Regions from separate parts of the Homo sapiens genome. Here region 2 is linked to region 1. A link is an interaction called in ENCODE POLR2A ChIA-PET data of the cell type or tissue named here. Cell type or tissue: MCF 10A. All regions are shown on one strand. Each heading gives the region's core, and the rest is flanking DNA. Links, peaks and the distances in the headings are about the cores only.

Region 1 (6,108 bases), core at 1,340-5,339:
GTCCCTTCACTGGCCTAGGGGCTGGGCTCCTTTAATCCATCTGCAGGAGCCAGAAAAGGAGAGTGAGTGGAGATGTGGGGCTGGGCACTTAAGAAGGCAGATGAGAAGGGCTGAGGCAGAGCACAGAGCCAGTAGATCTGCACTGGAAACATGCAGTCACATCTGTGGAATCTGGCTGGGCGAATGAGGGGAGAAGCCTCAAGCAAAGGAGGGAAAAGCAGAGCATAAAGGAGGATGGTATTAGTTAGTTGTTCCCTAACCCAGTTATGTGACTTTCCACTGCCTGAAAAGTTCTCACTAGGCAGATGTTCTTTTTAATCTTGTTTTCCCTTCCAGTCTACATTTTGTTAACTCTTCCTATCTTTAACAGCACCATTCCTTACTTTTTTTTTAATTGAAAATTTTTATTTTTTGGGCCAGGGTCTCACTCTTTCACCCAAGCTGAAATGCACTGGTGCGATCAGAGCTCACTGCAGCCTCAATCTTCTGGAGGTGAGCAATCCTCACACTTCAGCCTCCCAAGTAACTGGGACTACAGGTGTGCACCACGTCCAACTAATGTTTTTGATTTTTAGTAGAGGCAAGGTCTTGCTATGTTGCCCAGGCTGGTCCTGAGCTCAAGCAGTCCTCCTGCCTTGGCCTCCCAAAGTGCTGGGATTGCAGGAGTGAGCCACTGCTCCCAACACTCCTTACTTTTCTAAGACCTCTATTAACTCAAGCAGAGTGAACACTGTCCAACTCATATAATCAATATTCAGAGAAGCAATAATGTGTAGCACACGCTGATAGTTCCTCTGCTGTCTCAGATCACTGTGCAAGAGTGGAGAACAGGACAGAGCTGCGAGTTACTGGAGCTGAATCTGAATGGAGAGGTTTGGGGCGCATGTCAGAGCTACCACTCGTGAAGAGACAACACTGCACTTCATCCGGAGTCTTCCCCTGATCACTCTGGCCCCCTCTCCCTGTCCTGTAGCATTCCAGCTTAGGCTGATCTAGAAGTCTGCTAGTTAAACAAGCTCATGAAGCTGTTTAAAATGTTTTTTTTTAGGGCTGGGCGTGGTGGCTCACACCTGTAATCCCAGAACTTTGGGAGGCCGAGGCGGGTGGGCAGATCACCCGAGGTCAGGAGTTTGAGACCAGCCTGCCCAACATGGTGAAATCCCGTCTCTACTAAAAATACAAAAATTAGCTGGGCGTGTAGGCGCGCGCCTGTAATCCCAGCTACTTGGGAGGCTGAGGCAGGAGAATCGCTTGAACCCGGCAGGCAGAGGTTGCAGTGACCCAAGATCACGCCATTGCATTCCAGCCTGCCCAACATGGTGAAACCCCGTCTCTACTAAAAATACAAAAATTAGCTGGGCGTGTAGGCGCGCGCCTGTAATCCCAGCTACTTGGGAGGCTGAGGCAGGAGAATCGCTTGAACCCGGCAGGCAGAGGTTGCAGTGACCCAAGATCACGCCATTGCACTCCAGCCTGGGTGACAGGGTGAGACTCCATCTCTAAATAAATAAATAAATAAATAAATAAATAAATAAATGTATGTATGTATGTATGTATGTATGTTTAGGGAAAAAAAAACCATACTGGTCAGCTTCCAGGTTCATTTAGATAATCTTGAAGCCTAATTTAGAAATATGACCCCCCCCAATAAATCCTTTGTCTATCATTAATAAACTGAATGAGCTGGGTGCAGGGGTGTGCCCCTGTAGTCCTAGCTACATAGGAGGCCGAGGCAGGAGGATCGTTTGAGCCCAAAAGTTTGAGACCAGCCTGGGCAACATAGTGAGACCCTGTCTCTTAAAAAAAACTTGAATGACTTCGACTTAACGCAAGCCTTTATGTGACAGGTGTTCTGTAAAGTGCTTTATGTATATTACATATACGTAAGCAATACATATATTATCTCATGAGATCATCACAACCACATAGTGAGGATGGTATCGTTATCCCAGTTTTATTGGTAAAGGAGCTGAGCCTCAGAGGTGTCCAGTATGCTGGTGGAGAAGAGCTTACTGGTAAGAAGCAGAGCTGCCGAGCAGCCAGGGCTCTCTGGTGGGACACTCAACATTTCCTTTCATGGCTAGGGGTGAGGACTGTTGATTTTGAGCCATGAAGCCACTTCTGTGGTAACTTCCTTAGTGCCTTCTGAGGTCCGTAAGTACTTATGAACACCTTTTCTTTCTTTTCTTTTCCTTTCTCTCTCTCTCTCTCTTTCTTTCTTGATACACAGTCTTGCTCTGTCACCCAGGCTGGAGTGCAGTGGTTCAGTCTTGGCTCACTGCAACCTCCACCTAGTGGGTTCAAGTGATCCTCCTGCCCCAGCCTCCCAAGTAGCTGGGATTACAAGTGTGCACCACTATGCCTGGCTAATTCTTATATTTTTAGTAGGATGGGGTTTTGCCAGGTTGGCTAGGCTGGTCTCGAAATCCTGACCTCAAGTGATCTGCCCGCCTCGGCCTCCGAAAGTGCCAAGATTACAGGTGTGAACCACCATGCCTGGCCACCATTTCTTTCTTGATTTTTTGTTTAATCACCAGTAAGACAAATATGACAAGGAAAGGACCCTTTTTACAACTGAATACGTAGGTTATGAACATTCTCTTTGTATTCCACAGCGAAGAGAAAGAGGTGCAAGTGATGGCCTGGGGTGCTGTCTGAGGGCCTGGCCTATCACACAGGCTATAGCCAAGGGTAAAGCCCCACCCCAGGCCATAATGACACAGACAAAAAAAAATTCACAATAATGCAACATCTAGGCATTCCATTGGCTCAGTTTTTGACGGATCTGAACTAGTTTGGTTTCTCAGAAGGACAAATGATTCAGATAAGGCCAAGGCTGCTACCACAGGCCAGATCCAACCACTAGGCAACTTACAGTTCACTGGAGCTGTAATTCAGCAAATTCAGCTTGGCAGATGTGACTGGCCCCTGAGAGTACTCCTCACATGCCCCGCCTTCCCTCCACCCGCAGTGGCCTTCCCAGTGACAGGCCCTGCCCCACACTGGAACAGAGACTTACTGACAAACCAAAGTGCTCACATTTTTAGTTCCATCATGAAAAGCTCCTGCTTGCTTACAGTGGGCAGTTTGTCTCCAATAAATCATTTGATTTCAGGGTTCTGAGGATTTTCCAAGGCATAAAACCTACTCCTTCTTACCCCTCTTTCCCTCGATTATGGATGGCCAGTTCTTCACCAATCCCCTCTTCCTCCTTGAAGCTCTCCCAGTCCAGTTTGGACTTCTCAAGGGTGCTCATTTTCTGCTTCTTGGCACCAATTTTCCCCAAAAGGCTGCTCATGCCACTTGATCTTTTTAACCTAAGGAAAGAAAATATGAAAGATGTAGCAGGTAAAAACTCTGATCTCTATATTAACAGTTTTTCTGATGCAAATGGGAATCCCCTAGATTGGGGCCATTTATCTTAGTGGAAGCCATGTTCATATTTGGGGCATTTCCTTCCTGGTGTGGAGAGCACTGTAAGTAAACTGGAATTCTAATGTGCTTTTCCTGCTTAACACCACTGTCTGCTCTCCTGAGCTACGAACAGGAAATCCTGCCTTCTTCAGACCTCTGTGGGCTCTGTGTGGCAGGTCTCTGCTTGCAAGGAGGGGAGGAGCAGCGCTTCAGGCAGGGCTTTGGAGTCACATGCCAAGGTCCAACTTCCAGCTTAACTGTGTGACTCTAGGCCAGTTATTTACTGCATGTTCCTTGGTTTCCTAATCTACAAAGCAAATGCTTACTCACAGGCTGTGGTGTATCTTACACGTAAAGGGCTAAAACAGCACTTGGCACAGCGTCAAGGTGCAATAAGCATGAGCCACTCTGAGTCACTGTCATCGTTTAAGCTTAAAGCCCCAGGGGGTTCTTTTAAGAGAAAGAGAACCAGTTCCCAACACTGATGAGTGAAAAGTCACAGTACTGTAAGAGGGTTCTAAAATCAGTTTCCTTTTAACTCCTGTGAGTTGGGCCCTGTTTTTTCCAGGAGGTGGAGAACATTCCTCACTCCGAAAGCTCACACGGGGAATGTACAGCCTGTGCTCCACTTGCTGGTGATGCTATCATGGACAGTGGGAGAAACCCCAGATGCCCAAATTCAAGTCTTGGCAGGTCAAATGTTTCCAGTCATTGTTAAACATATGAAATAAAATAAGAAAAGCAAAATGCAGTTAAGATGGTATGAGGAAAGGTTTGGTCTCTTTATGAAATGAAACGAAATCATCTACCAGCATGTAGGAACTTGGAAGTTATTTTCCGCCTCACGGGGATATGCAAGAAAGTTAAACATTTAAAAACTATGAGCTAATGTCACATGGTCTACTGATAATAATACCTTTACTTGTCTAGAATGTTTGTTCTCCAAGTGCTTTTGTAGCCATGATCTCATCTAACTCTCACTAAGGCCTGTGACACAGGACCCAGTCTCAGAGTTGGAAGGGATCATCTTTGAAATAACCTAGTATCACCCTAACCCATTCTGAAACCCCACGTCCCTGCCGCAAAGCAGCGTGAACGACTACTCACCCCCTCTGCCTGGTGTGAGCCAACAGGCCAACGTCCACACTGAACACCAGACTGCTGGGACTGAACAATGACCCTGAACATTCTCATTCTATTAACTTTAGTAGAGAGGATGTCAACTTCCCTGTTTGGGTCACACCCCAGTACATGCTGAGCTTAAGATCAACTCAGAATGGGCTGGGCAAGCTTCATCATCCTTGTATTAAGTTGGACAAATAAACAAAGTTCAGAGAGGTTAAATGATAAAACAAGGGTCAAAACAATAGACAATGCAGATCCGGGACAAAGGAAGATCTCTCCCAACTCTCAGGGTGGTGCACTGTGCTATCTCGCCTCCAGATGAGAAGTGACTTGAGAGATTTTCTCATTAGTTACTTTACTTCCCAGTTTGCTTAAGAGAACTCCAAATAGCTCTTTATGAGCTTTCAATTCATATCTTCTAAGCACTGTTTTCCAGACAACTCAACCCCTACAATGTCATATGTGCGCGTGATCACACACACACACACACACACACACGCACACACACACACTTTCTTTTTCACCATTTTACCAGGAACGGAGCATGAGTGGGGATATGGAAACTTACTGTGTCTCAAATCTTTTTCCTTCTCATCTTCCTTACTGCTACTGCCCGAATTCTCATTCTTATATCACCTGGATAATTGAACAGCCTCTTTACTGGTCTCCCTGACCTGTTTTTCCCCATCCTCACTCAGTGGCCCTATCCTGGTATCTAGTGACATGCTGTAATTAGACTGAATTTTCCAAAACACAAAGCTTAGCATGTCTTTCTGCTTAAATGTCTCTTCACTGACCCCTTTTTATTTTTATTTATTTTTATTTTTTGAGACGGAGTTTCTCTCTTGTTGCCCAGGCTGGAGTGCAGATGCGTGATCTCGGCTCACTGCAACCTCCGCCTCCCGGGTTCAAGCGATTCTCCTGTCTCAGCCTCCCAAGTAGCTGGGATTACAGGCGCCTGCCACCACACCTGGCTAATTTTTTGTATTTTTAGTAGAGACGGGGTTTTGCCATGTTGGGCAGGCTGGTCTCAAACTCCTGACCTCGGGTGATCTGCCCACCTCGGCCCCCCAAAGTGCTGGGATTACAGGTGTGAGCCACTGCGCCCAGGCCCACTGACCCCTTTTTAAAACATAATAATTAAAATAAATTTTTATGTATTTACTTTTTTAGAGACAGGTTCTCACTCTGTTACCCAGGCTAGAGTACACCAGTGAAACCACAGCTTACTACAGCCTCAACCTCCCTGGGTCAAGTGATCCTCCCACCTCAGTCTCCTGAGGTGCAGAGACTACAGGTGTGTGCCACCACGTTCAACTATCTTTTTTATGTTTTGTAGAGACAGGGTCTTGCTATGTTGCCCAAGGCTGGTATCAAACTCTTGGACTCAAGCAATCCTCCTGCCTTGGCCTCCCGAAGTACTGGGATTATAGGCACAAGCCACCATATTAAGCCTTATCTCAGCTTTAAAACCACTTCCTCCAGGAAGCCTTCCCTAACCTCTAGATTAGGTGTCCCTGGTGGTATTTCTATCATACCAGTTCTTTTCATATGGGAACACTGATCTTT
Region 2 (6,108 bases), core at 1,417-5,416, 240 kb after region 1:
TGTCTTTGCTTCAGATTCTTGATGTTGGATCTTATCTCATCATTCGTGTGAGGACCTGAAAGCCTTGTGCATCTTTTAGTAGCAATCAATGAAATGAAAAAGGAAGCTATGTCAAATCAGCAAAGTATTAAAACCATATCTATTTGATAAATTACGGGCATGAAAGGAAAGAAGACAGAGGTCTGTAGAGGAAAAAAGACAAAATACAGCTTATGAAGCATATGTAGGCAGTGAAAAAAAACTGGTATCCACTCCTACCATCCACAGTCTTGCCAAACAGTGATGCTAAAATGATGATCAGGAAAGCACGGTTACTGAAAAGTGATCACTGCTGACATGGTCCCTCTGCACAACTCTGGATCTTTTTGCTACAACTGATCCTTTCCCACTGTGGATTCCCAGAACAATTCTACTATCGTGTAGCAGCATTCCCATCTGGATCCACCATCTATGGATTCATTTTGATTCCCACCATTACTATTACGTAAGGAAGAGATTTTTTGTGTGTGTGCTTTTTCAGGCTAATAATAAGGTCATTTGAAATGAAGAAATCTCAATTTTCAGAAACTTTCAATTATTTCTTTCTTTCTAGACAATAATGTTCCTTCTCTTAGGTCTTGTTTTAGAGAAACCTCCCTCCCTTTTCTCTTGGATACTTCCTCTCTGCCCTGTTTCATCAGCTTCGGGGAGGGATATCTGCTACCAGGGCTGATGATCAAGTTACTGAGGCAATGATGGACTAGTCATTATAGGTAGGATGAAAAGAGCCTGCCTTGCGGATCATGAGGTCAGAAGATCGAGACCATCCTGGCCAACATGGTGAAACCCCGTCTCTACTAAAAATACAAAAATTAGCTGGGAGTGGTGGCACGTGCCTGTAATCCCAGCTACTCAGGAGGCTGAGGCAGGAGAATCGCTTGAACCAGGGAGTTGGAGGTTGCAGTGAGCCAAGATCTTGCCACTGCACTCCAGCCTGGTGACAGAGCGAGACTCCATCTCAAAAAAATAAAATAAAAAATAAATAAAAGAGCCTGCCTTGTCTCCTGTGGATTTTCTTCAATTGGGATCTGGGTAGAAAATCTTATGTAACTCTCTGTGATGGATCCACACCTTCTAGATCTTTAGGGTTGGACAGGAAGAAAAGAGCACATTTCTCAACTTGCAACAGAGGATAGTGGCCAGGAGACAACTGCCAGAAGAATCCAGACTCCAACACACTGTGGGAGGGGGAAAAGCTCATTTCCTTTGATCTTTACAATAAATGTAAAGCCCCAGGCAGGCAGAACAGGTATTTTCCCATTACACAGATGACAAAATCAAGGATGAGTGAGATTAGGGCATTTATCAGAGGTACAGCAAGTAATGGTGAAGACAGGATTTGAGATCAGGTGACTTCAAATCTGGTCCTCTTTTTAGGACCAAAATGTCTAAAATTATTTTAAAAATTCCAAATGAAGACAGCAGGTTGGACAAATCTTCCTGAAAAACAGCAGCACCAGGCATCTACGTCTGTATACTTGCCTGTGCACATCCTTCCATTCCAAGTTCGCGGGGGACAGATTTGGCACAACACCATCAATAGTGTCTACTTGTTAAATTCACTCATTGATCTGTTACGTACTTTTTGGAAACACGCCAGGCACTATTTCAAATAATGAGACTATAATGGTAAACAAAATAGACAAAGTCCCCATCCTAATGGGGCATACATTCCCGATGGACAATGTAGAAAACAGTGACAAGTGCCGCTGACAGAAATGAAGCAGGCTAAAATTAGAGAATAATGAAGGTAAAATTTAACAGAAATTGGCCAGGCGTGGTGGCTTATGCCTATAATCCCAGCACTTTGGGAGGCCCAGGTGGGTGGATTGCTTGGGCTCAGGAGTTCGAGAGCAGCCTGGGCAACATGGCGATACCCTGCCTCTATTAAAAATACAAAAATTAGCTAGGCATGGTGGCGTGCACCTGTAATCCCAGCTACTAGGGAGGCTGAGGCAGGAGAATCGCTTGAACCCAGAAGGTGGAGGTTGCAGTGAGCCGAGATCGTGCCTCTGCACTCCAGCCTGGTGACAGAGCAAGACTCTATCTCAAACAAACAACAAAAAAACCCAAAAAGAATTTAACAGAAATTTTTAAATATTCAGGATGACCCAACTTGTTGGAGTCCTGAAGGAAGTGAAGTGATGGGGTGCAGGAACATCTCAGAGAGGAGGGATCCAGGCTAATCAGGTACATGTGCTCTGGGTACCCGTGGGATCAATGCATCTGGCAGAGTGGGTGAGAAGGAGAGCAGGGTGGAGAGAGGGGGGAGAGAAGTTTCGATGGAAAGGATGTGTCTCCCACAAATGACCTGTCACCAAGCTGGACTCTCACCCTCCTGGGGCTGGCGAAGTTTGGCTGTGCTCCTCTGTTATCACTTGGACCACTGAATAAATCAATTATTTAATTCCATTTAGTTGAAAGTAAGTTTAACATATGTGCAATAGCTAACAAAGGCAGGCATTCAAAGGCTACTACTTCTTTAACACAAATTCTAGGTCGCTATCTAACCTCCAACTGGTACTTAGCCAAGAGAATTCACATATCACACCACCACCTTATATCTACAACGTATATACAGGCTTTGGAACAATTTTTATATCCATTCATTGTCCCACGTGATTCCTCTGCATATCCCAGGAGAGATGTGGGTACTCTCATGCCCTGTATATGGATAGATAAATTGAGGGTGAGGTTATGAAACCCAGTGACAGAATTGGGACTAGGACCTTGTGGGACAAGGATCTTGGTTTGCTGACTCCTGATTCAGGGCTCTTCTATAATAGCTCATAAGAACTCTAACTGAAAAGATTTCTCATGGTTAAAGGAGGATAACCCTTTAGAGATACACATGAAATCCACACGCATGTACTGAGCAGAGTCAGAGGGAATTTTTTTGTTTTTTTTTTGAGACGAAGTCTTACTCTGTTGCCCAGGCTGGAGTGCAGTGGCACAATCGCCACTCACCGCAACCTCCACCTCCCAGGTTCGAGTGATTCTCCTGCCTCAGCTTCCTGACTAGCTGGGATTACAGGTGTGCGCCACTACGCCCAGCTGATTTTTGCATTTTTAGTAGAGATGGGGTTTCACCGTGTTGGCCAGGCTATTCTCAAACTCCTGACCTTGGGTGATCTGCCCGCCTCAGCCTCCCAAAGTGCTGGGATTACAGGCATGAGCCACCGCACCTGGCCAGAGGGAATTTAACATAGGGAATAAATAGTCCCATAGGTATTAGAGGACTGAAGACGTAAAAAGGGGATATCCCAGCAACACAGAGATAGTAGCTGCAGGGAACATTTCCCACACCTAGGACTAGAGAAGAAGGGGAAGCGGGTGGGACTGATAGAACTTAGAGGTTCAGGGAAGAGGCCTCGAAGAGCTGAGCCTCAGACTTCAAGAAGGGACCGCGGCCCAGATGGGGCCAGGACCTCTGAGCTTGGAGGAAGCATGCACTAGAGGGAACCTTGAAGCCGGTAGGAGAGGCGTCCTGCTCCTTCCTGTTTGCTGGTTGTCCCTGTTTGTGGCATCCACAGTGGTTCTTCACCCTGGCAGTGGTGACTGGTTTCATTTCTTTTTTTCTGCACTCCCAGAACAAGGCTCATCATGCCTCCTACTGGCAGAACCTAACAGGAAGCTGCAGGGGAAGAAGGTGGTTTCCAGCATCTCAGCAGGAACCTGGAAGCTGAGCGTAGGAGGGTGGGTTTGGAGCTGAGACAATACCTCATAACCAGCACACCACCTGACTGCAGGAATTGCCAGAAATTCAAGTGCCATTGTTTCCAGAGTATCCTGATGTGTGACTTTTTTCCCCGTCAGGAATTCCCAGCATCTGACGGTTTGTTGGAATTTTGTTTGGTTTCTGTTTTGTTTGCGTACATTTCATTCATTTAAGTCGTATTCTTTTTTTTTTTTTTTTGAGATGCAGTCTGGCTCTGTTGCCCAGGTTGGAGTATGGGTGGTGCAATCTCAGCTCACTGCAATCTCCGCCTCCCGGGTTCAAGCAATTCTCGTGCCTCAGCCTCCCAAACAGCTGGGATTACAGGAACCTGCCATCACACCCGGCTAATTTTTGTGTTTTTAGTAGAGACGGGGTTTCACCATGTTGGCCAGGCTGGTCTAGAACTCCCTACCTCAGGTGATCCATCCGCCTCGGCCTCCCAAAGTGCTGGGATTACAGGCGTGAGCCACTGCGCCCGGCCCATATTCTTTTATTAAAGGTTAATTTCCTAGTTTATACCAGTGTCTATTTCACCATATACTTGTCATCACCGGGTGCTCCTTTCTTTTTAAGCTAAAAATACTCTTTGGCACCAGTTGTGGGTCTCTAGCAAAGCAGAAACTGCCACTTCGTGGTTCCTTTCCACCTTTCTACCTGTATTTCTTTTTTTTTCTATTTCTTTTTTTCTTGATACAGGGTCAAAAAAGGCTAGAGTGCAGTGGCACGATCACAGCTCATTGCAGCCTTGACCTCTCAGGCTCAAGTGATCCTCCCACCTCAGCCTCCTGAGTAGCTGGGACTATAGGCATTCACCACTACCCCTGGCTAATTTTTAAATTTTTTATAGTAGGGCCTCACTATGTTGCCTAGGCGGTCTGGAACTCCTGAGCTCAAGGGGCTAGCCTCCCAAAGTGCTGAGATTATAGGCATGAGCCACAGTGCTCAGCCTTGTATTTCAATCTAAGATACCATTACTTATAAAATGAACCATTATTTTATATACCACTGATAAAAGAAAAACATTTCCAATTAAACTATGACACTTTTCTAATCACTTACTTTTTAAAAAGTTACTAAAAGAGCTTTTAGATTTAGACATATTTACACAGATATGTTTATTTACTTAGAAAAATATAAGCAAAATAGGTCGGGGCAGTGGCTCACGCCTGTAATCCCAGCACTTTGGGAAGCCGAGGTGGGTGGATCACCTGAGGTCAGGAGTTCGAGACCAGCCTGACCAACATGATGAAATCCCGTCTCTACTAAAAATACAAAAATCAGCCGGCCGTGGTGGTGCCTGCCTGTAATCCCAGCTACTCATGAGGCTGAGGCAGGAGAATCGCTTGAACCCAGGAGGCGGAGGTTGCAGTGAGAAGAGATTGCGCCACTGCACTCCAGCCTGGGCAACAGAGTGAGACTTCATCTCAAAAAAAAAAAAGAAAAGAAAAGAAAGAAAAATATAGGCAAAATAAATTGATTCAGGGATTCCTAAAACTTCTTTACATCCTCATCCTTTTGAGTAACACTTTAACTCAGTCAACAACCCATACTTTTCTATGCAACTTTGTCCTTTGTGCCATCAAACATGTTGGTGATACAGCATTAAAAGAAAAACAAAAACAAAAAACAAAAATTCAGCTGGGCATGGTGGCTCATGCCTATAGTCCCAGCACTTTGGGAGGCCGAGGCAGGCAGATCACTTGAGCTCAGGAGTTCGAGACCAGCCTGGCCAACATGGTAAAACCTCATCTATACTAAAAATACAAAAATGAGCCAGGCGTAGTGGCAGGAGCCTGTAATCCAGCTCCTTCGGAGGCTGAGGCAGGAGAATCTCTTGAACCTGGGGGGCGGAGGCTGCAGTGAGCCAAGATTGCGCCACTGAACTCCAGTCTGGGTGACAGAGTGAGACCCTGTCTCAAAACAAACAAACAAACAAACAAACAATTCATAAAAGAAACTAAAAGCCATTGGTCTGGGCCCTTAAGCAGACTTTGAAATTATGGAGAGCTTTCCTGTTTTTAAAAGCCTCTCAAACTTTCCCTTACTTGCTCTCCATTCAATTCAGGGGTTAAAAAAATGTTCTACTACTGTCTCTGGGGTTTCCTCTGAGGTTGCTGATGCCCCTTCTTTTTAATTGCATTTTTATTTTTCTAACACCTACCTCTTACACAGAAATGATGCCCCTTCTGCATGTTTTGATGCCGGCACAGGTGTAAGCAATGAGAACTATGCCATACCTGCCTCCTTGCCAACAGTTGATAACCACAGACAGGAAGACACTGATTTCAGGGATGAGAAGAAACAGGTGTCTTAGAAACACGGTACTCTCCACTCATCCTCTGGAATCCTTC

Evidence for each region. Peaks named below come from ENCODE experiments on the same cell type or tissue, not always from the same donor. Only the 100,000 strongest peaks of a DNase experiment are listed, where the experiment ranks them.
Region 2: POLR2A ChIA-PET joins it to region 1 with 5 read pairs; 1 of 35 experiments calls an interaction of 5 or more read pairs at or near these places.

The regions. Positions count from the first base shown.
Region 1 is chr16:75,301,866-75,307,973 of GRCh38, forward strand. CFDP1 (craniofacial development protein 1) reads right to left here. Exons shown (of 7, transcript NM_006324.3): 6 at 3,159-3,317. Among named protein-coding and RNA genes, the nearest start is that of BCAR1, 53 kb to the left of the region's middle. RefSeq lists enhancers at 3,287-4,486, 5,773-6,108. In MCF 10A, for the core only: no CTCF peak of the experiment used is centred there; DNase peaks (open chromatin) are centred at 2,866 and 3,676.
Region 2 is chr16:75,546,779-75,552,886 of GRCh38, forward strand. All of the region lies in intron 2 of TMEM231 (transmembrane protein 231), which reads right to left. Among named protein-coding and RNA genes, the nearest start is that of TMEM231, 6.4 kb to the right of the region's middle. RefSeq lists enhancers at 3,401-3,470, 3,511-3,570. In MCF 10A, for the core only: a CTCF peak has its summit at 3,644 (motif pointing left); a DNase peak (open chromatin) is centred at 3,693.